Linked DNA regions of Homo sapiens: region 1 is linked to region 2. A link is a contact called in ENCODE Hi-C or POLR2A ChIA-PET data. All regions are on one chromosome and are shown on one strand. Each heading gives the region's core, a stretch centred on a gene start or an enhancer-like site at or near the end of the contact. The rest is flanking DNA. Distances are from core to core; before and after follow the strand shown.

What was found. Hi-C counts contacts between places; a loop is a spot of excess contacts on that map. ChIA-PET counts read pairs that join two places held with the same protein, here RNA polymerase II (POLR2A). Pooled maps may share reads with other maps.
Region 1: a loop to region 2 is called in a map of naive thymus-derived CD4-positive, alpha-beta T cell, with 23 times the contacts of the local background. The contact joins two enhancer-like sites. A Hi-C loop is called at or near these places in 3 of 168 maps with a recorded cell type or tissue (CD4-positive, alpha-beta T cell, MCF 10A and naive thymus-derived CD4-positive, alpha-beta T cell) and 8 of 50 pooled maps. POLR2A ChIA-PET finds 5 or more read pairs at or near these places in 2 of 52 experiments (CD4-positive, alpha-beta T cell and K562).

Annotation. Positions count from the first base shown.
Region 1 is chr7:133,434,936-133,438,658 of GRCh38, reverse strand. All of the region lies in intron 7 of EXOC4 (exocyst complex component 4), which reads right to left. Among named protein-coding and RNA genes, the nearest start is that of MIR6133, 150 kb to the right of the region's middle. Within about 2 kb of position 2,463, at least 4 of the 41 ENCODE cell types and tissues checked have a DNase peak (open chromatin) inside an H3K27ac peak, as active enhancers do.
Region 2 is chr7:132,392,312-132,396,176 of GRCh38, reverse strand. All of the region lies in intron 3 of PLXNA4 (plexin A4), which reads left to right. Among named protein-coding and RNA genes, the nearest start is that of PLXNA4-AS1, 42 kb to the right of the region's middle. Within about 2 kb of position 2,321, at least 3 of the 41 ENCODE cell types and tissues checked have a DNase peak (open chromatin) inside an H3K27ac peak, as active enhancers do.

The DNA of each region.
Region 1 (3,723 bases), core at 1,214-3,713, 1.0 Mb before region 2:
GACCACCTCATTAAAACTTGGGATGTTTGGCTCTTCATATCTAGGCTCTTCACAAACCAAATGAATTAGAATTTCTGGGCTAAGACTCAGAAATCTGGACTTTTAACAAGCATTCCAGACGATTCTCATGGCTATTAAAGCTTGAAACCAGAGTATATTAGATAATAACAACCCCCATTGGAGGCAACAGAAAGGAAGAAACTAATGTCATAATATTTAAATCGAAAGAACATAGGGCATTAGAGAAATAAGAGACAAAATCAAGATGGCAAGGAAAAACCAGGGGAAAGTTACTTAAAAACTAATATAAGAACTATTTAAATATAAATGTACAAACATTAAAGAATCAGGAACTCTGAGGAGCCCTGGGATAAGGGATTAATTCCATCAGTGTGCAAGAGGCCAGGGGTACCATATGAGACATCATTAGGATAATTAAATAATTAACACACATAGGATTAAAATTCCTCTTGGGGAAAATGATAATGAACAAGAAACACCTAATGTAGTTTCACAAATGACTCTTCAAAGATCTACAGACAAAGACAGATCTGAACTAAATATGGAGAAGAGTGAAAAAGTATCTTGTTAGAGTTAGCTAAAACTTATAGAAAAGAGTCAGAGGTAGCAAATTAATTCATGCTACTTAAATAAGTCAGACAAGAGAAGAGGAGCTTTTAAAATTACCAAAAAGCGGGACAAAGACTAGGAAAAGAAAAATGGTGCTAAAAATGGAGTGGGGTTTGGAATTAATGAAGACTAAACTAGCTAAGAAACTGAACTAATTCTTTTTAATTTGTCTTTGACAAGAAAAATGAAAAAGACATATTTGTATAATTAGAGAGAAGGAAGACTTTGCAAAAATAGCGACTGACAAAAAGCAGATGGGGAACACTTGACAATACTGAACTCATACCAATCAGCAGGCCTGGATGATGGGAAGCAGAGGAGCTTAAGGGAATTCATGCACACACTTGTGGAGTCATTTACAATCAGTATGGAAACATCACAGAAAAACGGGGAAATAAAAGATGTGAAGTGGAAAAAAGATTAGATAATAAAATATCCTATCGATCTTAAAATGGTAACAAAGAAATATTACGGAAAATTTTAGTGGTGAAACCAATAGCACTGTTTTCCCATCCAGATGTGAGCTCCATGAGGTCACAGGCATTCTTCTTCATTGTCCAGCATTAGTCTGAAGTTTAGAGCAAATAGTAAGTGATCACCAGATAATCGAAAATGGGAAAAGACCATGAGCTAGAAAATGAATGCCACCAAACTTTTCCATTTCTTCTGAACAGAAAATTGTACCACAGGGAGCTTACAGTCCATTTTTTTCTCTCATAAATAATAGCAAAAGGTAAAATACTTAAACATCTGGTGGATAATCATAAGCCATAATCAGAATAAAAATCTAAAAACTCTAGTAACACAAATATAGTAAATTTGAGAAACTATAAGAGAAAAAAAGTAGAACACAAATATTAATTTGGGCAAATATTTTCAGTACTTTCTTTAAAATGAAATCCTCTAACATGTTTGGATAACACGCAAAATTTAAAAAGAAATCAAAAAATTTTAAAATGAGCCTTTACTATGACCATAATATATCTTAATGAATCATGGAAGTTTCTCCCATCCTCACACACTCCCACACAAACCCATCCATAGTCACTCAGATGTATTTTTTTTTTATCAGTTCATCCTCAATTTATAGACAGGGCAAACAGGTAAATTTATATAAAATTATATGCCTCCAGGAAATTGACACTAAGCTCATGGGAAAAGATCATAAGTTACTCTAAAGTAATTATCCACACAAGCAAAACAGAAGAAATGCATTTCCTACAAGCTAAAATAAAGGGGGAGGGTATGAAGATTTCATTTTTGGAGTTTTTTTGCATAGAACACAGTGCATTCCATATAGTGCACATTAATAACCATACACTGATTAAATCAAATTGAAAGCCACTGGCTCGTACACACGAAGGGTATGTGATGATACTTAAAGAGGCTGATTATTTCATAGGTCTGTCTTATTTCTTTGATCAGGTCCCCAAAACTGAAGTCTATGGTTCTAGGCTTTAGTAAAGAAGTATTATGCCAGTAGAGTATCCCATAAGATATGGATAATATTAGGGTTTTTTTTTTTTTTAACACCACACTGCCTTCACTCAGGAAAAGAGAGACAAAAAAGAGAAAAAGAGAAAGGTTCTAATTACTGGAAAGGAAGTTAGTTTCATCATTTATTAGTTTTGATGCCAAATGAAGAGGAAAGGAGAAAGCTATCTCAAAAAGAATATCATTTATATGAGTAATGATAGCTCTGGCCTAAAGAGGACAGTCAAATTCTAGATCTTCTCAGTCAGAGGGCAGAGCTCAGGGCACATAGGAGGGCAAGTACAGACATAGCAGCTGAAGAAGTCAGAAGGCAGTACAAGGAAGGCCCACGCCACTCTGGGTTTGATACAGTTCATATCGTTAGTTTGCATGGATGCCAAGAAAAACATCTTTCAAAAACAAGCCGGCTGATGCAAGATCACCAATTTCTTGAAATGAATAGCAAGAGCAAATTCTATCTCCTTTAAAAAAACAAAAAAAAAAAAACACTGAGATAATTCAAATTCTTTCCCCCTGCCCTTCCTTATGTGGCTCTAAGGAATAAAGGACAAGTAAGAACAAATTAAGAGGAAAAAAGAAACTAACCAAATATTTAATCACAAAAAATAAAAGAAAAAACCCACTTGCTTCAGTATCAAAAGAAACATATTCATTCACTTATCCATTCAGCACAATCTAGGTGGCAAAATAAACGGCAAAAACTTTACCCTCAACCTAGATACTTCTAGAAATTAACAGATCACTAGATAACGGAGCATTTTTCCCAGAAATGGATCTTCATGGAATAGCTAAAACTTAAGTAACACAAATACAGATGGATGGGACTAGGATAGAGAATTCTACAATAAAGGTGTTTTAGGTATCATTTGACTGCCATTGTTAACAGAAGAATACCTAATTTACCTGGCAGCCTGGACCACTAAGAATAGCAGAAACTAAGGAAGAGAGAATTAAGAAAAAAGGGACATTTCCAGGGGCAAAATGTCCTTATGTTATACAATCCATAGCTGAGAATTCATGTGCATGATGCCACAGAGTGCTTTCTGGTCGCTTATTCTACACACAATTCTAACCACCTTGGTTCTCTGCCTTTGCAGCTTATACCACAATAGTTGAGCAACTTAGCAAGAGGAGCTTGTCTGAAACAGACACGATCAATAGCTAGACATGATAACCTACCCCCAAAAAGCAAGGAAAAAAAAGACAGAGGGTATGAAGAGTGAACAAGTATGATTTTTTTTTTAATGGAAGTCTGGGACTGGTTCAGCACGATGGAACGTTGTCCGTGCCTTCACATGTGACAAGATGACCTCTGACGTATCACAATACATTCAATAAAGGGTAGTGTGCAAAAGTGCAACCAAAGCATCGATTAACCAGGTTCAAAATGACAGTCCTTCAGTCACCAGAAAAAGTCTGAATGTGCTCAGTATATTGTGACAAAAGGACCAAATCTGAGAAATGTATTTTATAAAATTTCCATTAAAGATGTTAAAATACAATCTTTAATGCTAAAAGGGGAGAGACTATTTTCTGGAAAATTAAGCCACACTGAAAATCAGATTCCTAGATGGTGCTAAATAAATTAGGCATCACCAG
Region 2 (3,865 bases), core at 1,072-3,571:
CTGCCCATCCATTGTGGGGATATCCCAGGGGGCTGGCTGAAGGCTTTCTCTTGATGTGATCACTTTGACCACAGCTCCTCATCTCTAGGGTACATTTGCCTTACCCCTACTTTTGTTCAGCTGTGTGTCCCAGGAAGTCCCCAGGCAACATCACTGTCTATCTCCAGTGAGGCTTAAAGGACCAGAAATTTATATCTCACCAAACTATGGCAGCTCTTGGGATACCAGTTGCCCATATTTTGTGAGAAAACAAAATACCCCCAAACAGTGAAAGCTTTCTGTGTCTTGAACATGTGTACAGGCATAGGTATAATGGGAGAAACTCTAATTTGGAATCAGGCTGCTAACTGGCTTCATCATTTGTTTCCCGGCCATGGGGATCCTGGTCATTCCTTCTAGAGCAAGTGGTCATGGATTGCACTTGCATCTGGACTTCTTGCTTTTTCTGGGCGGCAAAGAAAATCAAGTAATACTCTCCCCTCTCTCCAAGAGGCTAATTGAGGCTCCCAGCTTCCAGGCTGTTTGCCTATCAGAGGCTGCCTGCATGGGTGCCAGGGTTTAACTGGCTGCTGCTTCCCCCTGGTTCTGCCCAGCAGCATGTCAGGGGCCACATGGCCAGACATGAGATGCACAGGTGGGACGCACGTGCCAGCCTGCCTGCAATACTTCAAATAGGACTTTGTGCCCCCACTCAGTGCTGCATCATCAAATTTATCTGGCCGACACCCTCTCTCAGCAGGACTCTCTCTGGGGTCCCTCCCAAGGTTTCCATTGATTTCTTCCTCTCACAGGGCCTCAGACTCTAAAGAAAGTGCTTATTCATCTTGTCCCCACTCCTCATCTTCCTTTCTGCCTGAATGGTCACCAGCCAGCCCCTTGTCCTCAGCCATGCCAACTAGCCCCCATAAAACCCATGGTCCTGTCATCCTGCAACAGCCTCAAACCAGTGATTTCTAGGAGCCTGGAGGGCAGGCTGTGACTTCCACTCCAGTCCAGACCTACACCTGAATGCCTAATTGAGTGTTTCCCCCATTATTTCCAGGTGTGAAAAGTGGGTTATTTGGCCAATGGCTCCCCTAGCTGTTTATCAGCAGCTGTGGTGGCTACCCATTTGCTGTAAGGCTGCAGAGAGATGCAGCTTCACTTTCGCTGGAGTGTGCAGCCACACCTGCCCCGGAAAGGCAGGACTACATCTGCATGTGATGAGGCCCAGGATCCCTGAAGGCTGAGAATCCCCAGGGCTGGTCCCACGGCTCACCTGACTGGTGGATCAGAGCCACAGATGGCCTCAGAGAATTCTGGCGAAGCAGAGAGATTTTTTTAGTGCGGGAGGAAGGGCAGGAGCTCAGAGCAGGACTGCACATGCAGTGGGTGGACCAGCAGCTTCCTCATGACTAGAATCCCAGGGCAAGGACAGTGGGAAAAAGTGGGGAAAGGTTCTTCATAGATTCTCATGATTTCTTCCTGGGTCATTCATGGCCCTGGCCTCACATTAACTCAGTTTTAATTGCATGTTGCGTGCGATGTGACTTCTAAAAGATGGCTAATCTTAGCCCAGAGAGGTGAAGGAATTTACCCAACATCACACAGTAGGTTAACAACAGAGCAGAAGTGAAAACCCAGTTTTCCTTTCTTTTAAAGCAGTATTTGCACTTCTGACAGCTAGAATCACAGACTCAGACAACAGGGACACCTAGGGTCAGAGAGGTGAAGTGACTTGCCCAAAGTCATATAGCCTATTTGTGGCAGAGCTGGGACTAGAACCCAGGTTCCTAACTCTTAATCTAGTGTTTGTTTCACTTCTCACTCCTGATCACATTCTCTGGTCCCTTCACCTGCTCCCCTCATTAGCTAGGGAGGAGGGACCCTCCTAGGGACTGGCATCTGCTGGTGCCATCTGCACCAAATCGGCTTGGGTGTCTCGAGGGGGTAGGACAGAGGCAGCTCTACTGGCTGGGCCCCGCTTCAGAGGAAACTCGGCTCCATCCCGGCCCAGGGGCTGTATGCAAGAGCAAGCTTTGCATGAGCACAAACTGTTCCCTTCCCCCTCTCCCATGTATCCTGGGTCTTGGCCAGGGCTTGGAGAAAAAAAGAAATCTGGATGGCTGCTAGCCAGGCAAACTCCCAGGCTGTCAGAGGATTGGGGAAGGTCAGGCAGAGATGCCAGTTAATACGAAAAAAAAAAAAAAAAAGAGGGTGGGGTGCAAATTAGTGGTCTGTGTCTCAATACCACTGTGCCTGGAATCTCTAATAAGTCTTGTCGTAAGTTGGCAGAAAAGCCTGGATTGTTACACAGCCCCGCTTCTGAGTCAAGCCTGGGCTCTGCTGCCATGGTCTGAAGATGGCTTAGTGTCCTGGTGCCGCCCCGCTCTGCTAGTTTCATCCAGGCTGAACTTCAAGCCTCTAAATGTCCAGTTTCTCTCTTACATGGAATCAGGGGCCTCTTCTGTGGATTCCCACCATCCTCTCCACTTCCCTTGCCATGTCTACTTACTCTTTTGTCTCTCCTCCTAGCCTAGGAGTTTCTAGAGAGCCGGGACTATGTCTTGCTGCACTCTGCATTCTCAGTGCTTAGCACAGTGTTGTGTAGTGTCATGCTTACTAAATATTTCTCAGATGAATGAATGAATGAATGTTTAGCTAACAAAAGTAGGACTTGAGTGATGAGCTTGTTGGGAGGAAGGGTGCTCCCATGATAATCAGCCATGCCCAAATCCAGGTTCATATGTGGGGCTGTTTGCTCTTGACTCCTTAGTTTGACACCCAGGTTAAAGCCAATACAGCCTCTCTGGATCATGGGTTCTTGAGGGTACCATGATCAAGGTACCCATTCACTGCCTTAGGTGCTGGGCTGATAATCAGATGAGAGACACAGTCTGGCAGGGGAGTGGGATTTATCACCCTCTGTAGGAGCCTAGAATGGGGAGTGGGAGAGTCTTCTTGGGTGGGTGGGGCTGGGGTCAGTGGTGGTGGTGGTGGGGGGGGGTGTTGGGGGTCAATGTTGCTGATAGAGAAGGTAAGCATGAGCTAGGCCTTGGAGGATAAGTGAACATTTCCAGCGAAAAGGATGAGGAACAGCATGAGAAAATTCGGAGGAGGAAACTGACAATTGGTATAATAAAACTGTAATAGTTTTATTTGGCTGGGGCATGGGGTAGGGTGGGATGGGGTAAGGCGTGGCTGCAGAGGAAGCTGTGAAGCGCCTTCGTGCCAACCGGAGGAGGTCCTCTGCTGCAGGGCCTGGGTGCTCAGATGGACACAGGGAGGCGGCATCTCCTAGGGCTCCTGGGTTTTGTGAATGATCACGCCTGTTTTGTCTCCTGGCCAGCCTGGGGCTCAGCAGGACTCCAGTGTCTGTGTCTACTCCCTGGTTTGAGATGCCTGGACCTGCACAATGACCAGGATGGCTGTGGCTCACAGGATTGCTGTAGCCTCCAACAGCGGCCCATCCTCCCCAGGACAACCTAGGCGAGGCTGAAGCCTGGCTGTTGCCACAGTAACTGTGAAACAGGGCATACAGCAATGCGCGATGCTCAGCTCTGCGCCACACCTCACTGTAGAAGAGCACTGAGGCCAGACAGTGACTGCCAGAGCCTCTGGGGCACTCGGCTACCTGCCTGGAGCATCACCTGCCAGGGGTGAGCCTCCTGCCAGCTTGGAGTATCATGACTGTGAACCCAGGAGACCTGGGAAACTCAGGGAGTGGCAGCCCTGGAAAGATTGTGAGGACAGATTGGGAGAAACAGTGTCCGCACTTTTCAGAGAGTGAGTCTGAAAGACAGGCTGGGGCCTCCTGATAGCAGGTGCACATTTACAGACTACAAGAAGGTTAGTTAGCTTTGTTCCCTCCATGATGCCCTTCCAT